3 separate regions of the Homo sapiens genome follow, and regions 2 and 3 are each linked to region 1. The links are chromatin loops, found by intact Hi-C in ENCODE. Cell type or tissue: heart right ventricle. All regions are shown on one strand. Region 1 overlaps LOC105369682 (a long non-coding RNA gene). Region 2 has its middle 62 kb from the start of LINC02398. Region 3 has its middle 120 kb from the start of LINC02398.

What was found. Hi-C counts contacts between places; a loop is a spot of excess contacts. Peaks named below come from ENCODE experiments on the same cell type or tissue, not always from the same donor. Only the 100,000 strongest peaks of a DNase experiment are listed, where the experiment ranks them.
Region 2: a loop joins it to region 1, with 5 times the contacts of the local background. A loop is called at or near these places in 3 of 110 quality-filtered maps.
Region 3: it touches region 1 in a loop (2.4-fold over the local background); 8 of 110 quality-filtered maps call a loop at or near these places.

What each region holds. Positions count from the first base shown.
Region 1 is chr12:19,846,567-19,849,066 of GRCh38, reverse strand. The region is part of intron 1 of LOC105369682 (a long non-coding RNA gene); the gene reads left to right. Among named protein-coding and RNA genes, the nearest start is that of LINC02398, 170 kb to the left of the region's middle. In heart right ventricle, no CTCF peak of the experiment used is centred here; a DNase peak (open chromatin) is centred at 1,546; H3K27ac peaks cover 2,500 bases.
Region 2 is chr12:19,951,017-19,953,516 of GRCh38, reverse strand. No RefSeq gene overlaps it. Among named protein-coding and RNA genes, the nearest start is that of LINC02398, 62 kb to the left of the region's middle. In heart right ventricle, no CTCF peak of the experiment used is centred here; no DNase peak of the experiment used is centred here; H3K27ac peaks cover 912 bases.
Region 3 is chr12:19,892,732-19,895,231 of GRCh38, reverse strand. No RefSeq gene overlaps it. Among named protein-coding and RNA genes, the nearest start is that of LINC02398, 120 kb to the left of the region's middle. RefSeq lists an enhancer at 300-409. In heart right ventricle, a CTCF peak has its summit at 1,528; no DNase peak of the experiment used is centred here.

The DNA.
Region 1 (2,500 bases):
GTGAGGTGGTATGAAAGGCCCCTGTCTTCCACAAAAACTTTCATAATTACTCTAGCCTGTTTGATCTCTACCTCCCTTGAATTCAGAGCAATTATTACTTAAAATGCTAATTTGTCATTTAATTAGTCTTTTTCACATTTTGTACTTCCTCAATTTGTATGATTATTTAAATTTTTACTTCTCTAACAGATGATGAGTTTCTTGAGGACAAGGAACTGTTGTTTGCTTGTCTCTTCCACACCTGAGCAATTCTATTCATAAATGAATGCATAAATGCAAAGTCCATGTAAACCATTCCACAGACTTCTCTCGGAATCCTGATGACAGAAGAATGTGGTTTACAAATAAGCGGCATCCTTCATCATGCCAGGCTAGGGCTCTTAGCATCTAACTGGCAAGCAGTTAGACCATCAAACTTTTGAAAACTGCTTGCAAAAGAGCTTATCTTTCCCTGGAGATAATTACCTGGCACTGAACCAAAGCCACTTATATAAAAGTTAAGAAAGTTCAGTTAACTTTCTGATAGCTTGTATGCTTCAGCTTTTGATTTTTTAAGAGACAGGGGTCTATGCTATGTCATCCAGGCTGGAGTTGAACTTTTGGGCTCAAGTGATCTTCCCACCTCAGCCTCCCAAGTAGCTGGGACTACAGGCGTGCACCACCACACCTGGCTTGCTTCAGCTTTTAGACAGAGACCAACACCAATTTTGCTAACCTCAGAAGAGCAAATCTTCTCATAGTGCAGATGACCTAGAAAAACAACTGAGATTTTGCCCCTCATGAAATTGCTATGAAGTTTTTTTTTTTCAGATATTCAACATTCATTAAACTGCCTCTGATTTAAATTAATGTTTGGGTGTTAATTAGAGCCCAAACATCCTGATACTCTCCCCTTTCCTAATAATTTATGCCGTCTTCAACCCCTTCCAATTCCTATTTACAGCAGCCCACTTTCACATAATTCCATGATGGAAAAAGCTGGAGAGACAAAAGAGAGAGGTGATATTCAATGGAAAGCCATCAGTCTGGTATAATAGGGGAGGATCACATCACACGGATAGCTCGTGACATGATCTTGGCTGTTGGTCGATCCTTCTACTTTCTCAGTGATTTATTCAAGGGATCTGCTTTGTTTCACTTGCAAACTATTTTAACATTACTGTGGATAAACAGAGTGTCACCAGATTTCCCGTCTTTCCTGGGTCATTTTTCCTGGTTATATAAATGTTTGTCTTAATCCTCCTTCTTCCTCTGCACTTTTCAAAATGTTTTTTTATGCTTCTAGTCTGCACAGGGTCAGTGTGCTAATTACCAAATGAGACGAAGATGAAAGAGTCTCCACATTCACAGGCCAGATAGCTGGCTGTAGTCTTTAGGCAGCATCATATTTTTTAAATAACATTCATAGTTATCCATCCAGGCACCCTTCACCCTCACATGTTGTTTCAAATTGTTAACCGACAGCTCCAAATAGGCTCAGAGCAGAAAACTCCACGTCAAGGATCCAATAATGGCTGCTTCTGCTTTTGTGGTTTTCAGAAGTGGGGGAGGTGGCGGGCAGGTATGCTGATTTATCAGCATGTTTTCTTCATCTCTAAACTTGTACACTGGGGGAGAAGTCTAGGTTAAATGTGAACGCTTCACAGTTTTCCCACCATCTGAACTGTGTTATATTTGGCAAATAGTTTTCTGGAAGGGGAACAACGCGTTAAGCTCTGGCCATGACATAGTTTGTGATAAGCTTAACTGAATTCAAGAAGGAAAGGTCTATGCCAACTGTTCTTACACTCTTTCAATTTCTCAGGCATCCAGGGCAGAAAAATAAAACTCAAACAAAGCTTGAATATTTCAAAAGAAATTTGACATATTAACTGTATTAATTAATCCTGATACTGTTCTGAAACAACTTTAAAACTGTAAACAATCTTGATTATTTCCAGAGAGAAATATTTAGACTAAAATATTCACGATCAAAACTGGTTTAAAAATTCCACTAACTTGGGTTTTTAAAAATATTCCTTTCAACTCCAAAGTGGACAGAAAAAAAATAGGCCATTTTTTGCTGTAAATTAACATAGTGGAAATAATCACACACATTAAATTTCCTGTTTCTTTATGAGAACTGCTTATATTTTTGTGAGCTTCACTACCAGAACATTTCTATTTCAAGTGTTGAATGATAGAGACTAAAAATTCTATAACCTAAAATCTAGCAGCTTCCACGTTTTTCTCAACTAAGCACAGCATACCTTTTGCTGAGGGGAATAATTCTAGCGGTAAGGAGATGATTCATTCTTGAGCAACCAACCTCCACATTCCATTTTATCTTTAGTAAGGCTGACAGACAAATGATCTTTACTCAACCATGTTTAGTATATGGTTCAAAAAGAAAATACCTATAGAAACTTTTCAGGCCCACAGTCATGTTATCTCTAATGATTTTAGAGTATCTTAGAAGTAAGGCCAGATATCACAAAAACGACACAGGCCAGCTTACATA
Region 2 (2,500 bases), 100 kb before region 1:
GGGATGCCTTAGTTATCATACCTTATTTTCTATCAATCCCACAGCATTTGTTTGTAAAGTTCCTGCCTCTGCATCTCCATTATATCTAATGATACCTAGATTCTTAAATATCTGGCAGCAAATTTTAGCCCTCTGAACTAACCAAGCTCTTCCAGCTACTTAACACTTACTCACTCATTTACTTTCACCAAGCTCCTAATCTACTTTCTCAGTTTCAACAAATATTTAGCACCAACTGCATGAACACACCACACAACATGCATATATGCAGGTCTGAATAATCTGCACAATCACTGACATTTATAATAACACTCTCCAATAGAAATACGGTAAGAGCCACAAACAAAAGCCATGTGTGTGCTGGCTTTCTAGTAGCTATATTTTAAAAGTAAAAAGAAAGAGTTAAAATTAATTTCTATACCTTTAAAAAGGTATAGAAATATTTATTTAAATGTTAAATAAAATATGTTTTATTTAACTACATATAGTAAAATGTTATTTTAACAAATGATCAAAATTAAAAATTATTAAGGAGATATTTAATGTCACATTTTTCCTACCTGGTCTTTGAAATATGGAATCTATTTAGGCTTAGAGTAGTTTGAACCAGCTACATTCCAAGTATAGCATGGCCACATGTGGCTAGTGGTTAGCATATTGGACAGTGCAGATGTATAAAATCATATTTTCATAAAAAGAGACATGCATAAAACTCATATAATACATAGTATAATACATGTGATATTAAGTTAAAACAATAAAACACGAGAGCCAAGGAAGAACTCAATTCTAAGAGGAAAGATAGAAGTAGGGTCCCTTGGACTTTACTTCTCTTCCCTTTACTGAGCCAAGCATCCTCTCATCCTACCAGCTACATTCTCCAATGATTGTGTTCATCTGTGTATCTGTGCAAGCAGTTATGTGTTTTACAGAAATATATATATAGGATACATTTATGTGAGGACAAGGCCACATACAAATGTGATTTTCTACAGCTTACACTAACACTGTGATTACAATATACGGCAGACGCAAAAGCAAGATAAAAAGAAAGGGCTGTGACTGGCAAATTATATGATGATGTACCCTTTTCCTAGTCAACTACAGAAATGTGAGGGGAGGCAATGAGTAGAATAAAGATGTGAACCTAGTTAAATAGGAAGCCAACTAACTCTGCTTTTTCTTTTTAGAGGAATAAGAATTAGTAGAAATTGATACTGTTTTCATAGCACCTGTTATACAAGGTTTTCTTTGTTCTTTACTATTAGGATAGGGTTTGCACTTTGAATGCATGTTGTGTGGTGTGTTCATGCAGTTGATGCTAAATATTTGTTGAAACTGAGAAAGTAGATTAGGAGCTTGGTGAAAGTAAATGAGTGAATAAGTGATAAGTAGCTGGAAGAGCTTGGTTAGTTCAGAGGGCTAAAGACATAAAAACATTCCCCATGCCTGGCAGAGGTTTCCGTAATGTTACTGTTTTCTATCTAGCACAGACTAGGGTGAAGAGATACAAAGAAAAGAAACAGAACACCTACGTAAGGATCAGATGTAAATTAAATGATAGAGATTGAAAAAGCTGCATCAAAACAACTCAAAATATATGTAAAGTTTACAAGTGTTGAGGGCTTATCTGATAGCATTAGCCTGGGAAGCATTCACCAAAAAGCAATTGAGAGGCAAGCTGTGTTTCCCGGACTAGGGATTTGATTTGATTTGATTGAGATGAGGGGAAAATGATTGAGCAGAAGAAAGACTCTGGAATGAAACACTATATACCCGAGGCTGATTTAAGAGAGTAGAATGGGAAATAAAATAGACAGCTTTATACAAAACTTATCAACACAAAGCAAACAGAGGTTAGGGAGGAAGGAAGTAGAGGTGATCAGCCTGGAAATTGACACTTGACAGACTTAGCCTAGATCCACTGGCCACTAGCTAGTCATATAGTCTCTCTCGGCTTCAATATCCTCACATCGAGGACTCAAAATGGTACCCACTCCATGAAGATTAAATGAGATTATATATATGTATATATATTATATTAAATATTAGCATATTGGACAGTGCAGATGTATAAAATCAGATTTTCATAAAAAAGAGATGTACATAAAACTCATATAATACATAGTATAATACATGTGATATAATACATATGATATAAGTTAACATATGTGATATTGTTATTTTTCTAAATATATATTAAATGAGATTATATATAGATTATATATATTATCTATGTCATGTTTAGTGTAAAGCTTGGTGTATAATAAAATGGTCAATACATTTTAGTTATACTTGTTAGAAAGTTTGTGGGCACAAGGTTTGGAGTTTGATAACAAAGGCAACTGGGTACTTTTGGGAAGTATCAAATAAGTTACCTCTGATAGAAAAAAAATCTTATTTTATTGCCATTTGTTGACAAAAGAACTTGTAAATGAAGAGTCCAACTTAGAATGTGGCGGTAGTCTAAGTGAAAGGTTGTTAGAATCTGGGCCACAGC
Region 3 (2,500 bases), 46 kb before region 1:
ATTTGATTCTCTTTACATATGAAGGAAAGAAATTACATAAAATCAAAATAACTGGACGATCACACTGTTTAACCCTTCTTTAGCATATTTATTACATCAGCAAATATTCTAAATCAAGGCTTACCGCCAATCCTGTGCTACACTCATGATTACTTTCTTTTACTCATTCTACACCATTTATTCTTTCTTAAACACCAGCATGTGACAGAAATCTTTGTTCTCTGCAGTGGGAAAAACCCGAGTTCTAGTCTCAGATCCACTGTTTACTAACTGACCTGAAACAAGTAGCTTGATGACTCAACCTTTCCTTCTTTAAAATAGAAGCGACAACAGCTCCCGTGTAAAGATGCTCTATCAACAGAAACATTATTTCCTTTAACCCATATATGTGACTCTTCTTTAATCTTCTTAGTCAAATGTTGATTCCAAATTTATTGTGAAAAATACTCAGATACTGATGGTTAGTATAAAAATGGGTATAGAACTTATGCCTCTGGACGATATCTTAGTTTTATATTTCATCTTTAAAAACATAAATATCAGGCCAGAAACCGTGGCTCGTGCCTGAAATCCCAGCACTTTGGGAGACGGAAGTGGGAGGATCGCTGGAGGCTAGGAGTCCAAAACCAGCCTGGGCAACATAGCGAGCCACTGTCCTCACAAAAAATAAATTAGCTGGGTGTAGTGGGTGAACACCTGAAGCTGCAATGAGCTGTGATTGCACCACTGCACTTTAGCCTCAGGAAGCCCCCCACCACCACACACACACACACACACACACACACACACACATCCTAAAACTTATACCTGGAGTCCTAAAACTTGGAGTGATTCTATTGATATACATGAATTGACAGCAATGTAACTCAAAATTAAATCATACCGATGTAACTTCAGATTTTATTCACTGGCATGTATTACCATACCCATGGAAGATCTGACTCATCATCTCTTATTTGCAAATTACTTCAGCTATGTGGGAACAATTTACAACCAATCATGCTACATATTAAAATTTCACAATACCCTGTCATCTGTCCCTGTCATCAAGAAGACCACTTCCTTCATACTAACTTCTGTTTTGTATTTTAAAACTGAGTACACAGTCTTCCAACACATTAAGAATAGAGCCTCTTAAAACAATTTGCTTTTAGATAATAATATAGTGAAAGAGGTTCAATGTGTAGAATATTATTTCCTCTTAATTGATGTCCTCAATGTTTTAATAGGTTTGACTAAACAGTTATTATCAAAGCTTCAACCCTGTCTTTGTCAAAATTCTTTCATTATTAATGTACTCCTTACAGTAATATCCTGTAGGGCCTTACAAACAAATTGTTGGAAAACTCCTAATTAAGAGCACGCTCCTAATCATAATGAAGGCCTGTGTCTAAAAGAGGCAAAAACAGGGTCTGAGAAGGGGGTTTTATCCATTCATATCTGAAGACTGGAAGTCATAAGTGTATTAACCTGGACTCTGGGATTGCAGACAAAAATCCAAGCTGACTAGTTTAAGCACAAGAGTAAACAGTAGGTGGAGTCTCATCCCTTCTGGTGTAACCCTACCACTGTGATCAAGATCATGTGCTATGGATTCTTCTTTTGGTTCCATTATCTTCTTTTGGCTGTGAAATCTTTGGCAAGTAAATCAAGCTTTCCTTCCTTGGCATCTCTAAAATGGGGACAGTATAAAAACCATCTCATGGAACTGTGTTAGGAGGATTACATGATTTAATACATGCAAAGCACTTAAAAATCGTCTAGCACATAATAAATGTTCAATAAATTGTATTAAAAGAACAAAGGTGAACCTGATTTTAAGAGAGAACCTGAAATGAAAGGACAAATGCCATCAGGACCCTCTTACTGTGTTTTCTACCTACATCTAAATCTTTCCCAGCTTCAGACAAACAGCTTAGCAACAATCTGTAGGAGTCCTTTTTCCTCAGATCAATTTAAAATATTTAAAAAAAATAGAACTCCTATTGGCCCATTTTAGATCCTGTGCCAATTCCCAGACTAGCTATTTTGGCTGTAGGTGGGGTTCTATGATTAGCATGGCCCAACATTCCAGTTTATACCTGTAGTTTCAGCATAATGACTAATAATGCACCCTCCCAGTCTCTAAAGTTTGCCTGTTTCCATAACATTACCTATTTAGCATTCTTGCCAAAATGTTTAATCTGGAGCTAATTATAAGAAAGAAATTAGAAAAACCCAGATTGTGGGACGTTCTGGATTAATATCATCATCATGGATTCTTGAAAAATGTCAGTTGCATAAATGATATTGAAAAGGAGATTTAAAAAGAATACAAAACATAATAACTGAATGAAATACATAATCCTGGGAAGTGGAGGAACACCTACAAAGAATGTTTGGGGAATAGCTGGGTGTGATGGCAATACTGGGCTTATGAAGAAGAATATTCTTTGTGTCTGTGAGATAATACACGCTGCAGTATTTAAGGAAAAAGTGTAATAATGTCTGCACCTTGCTT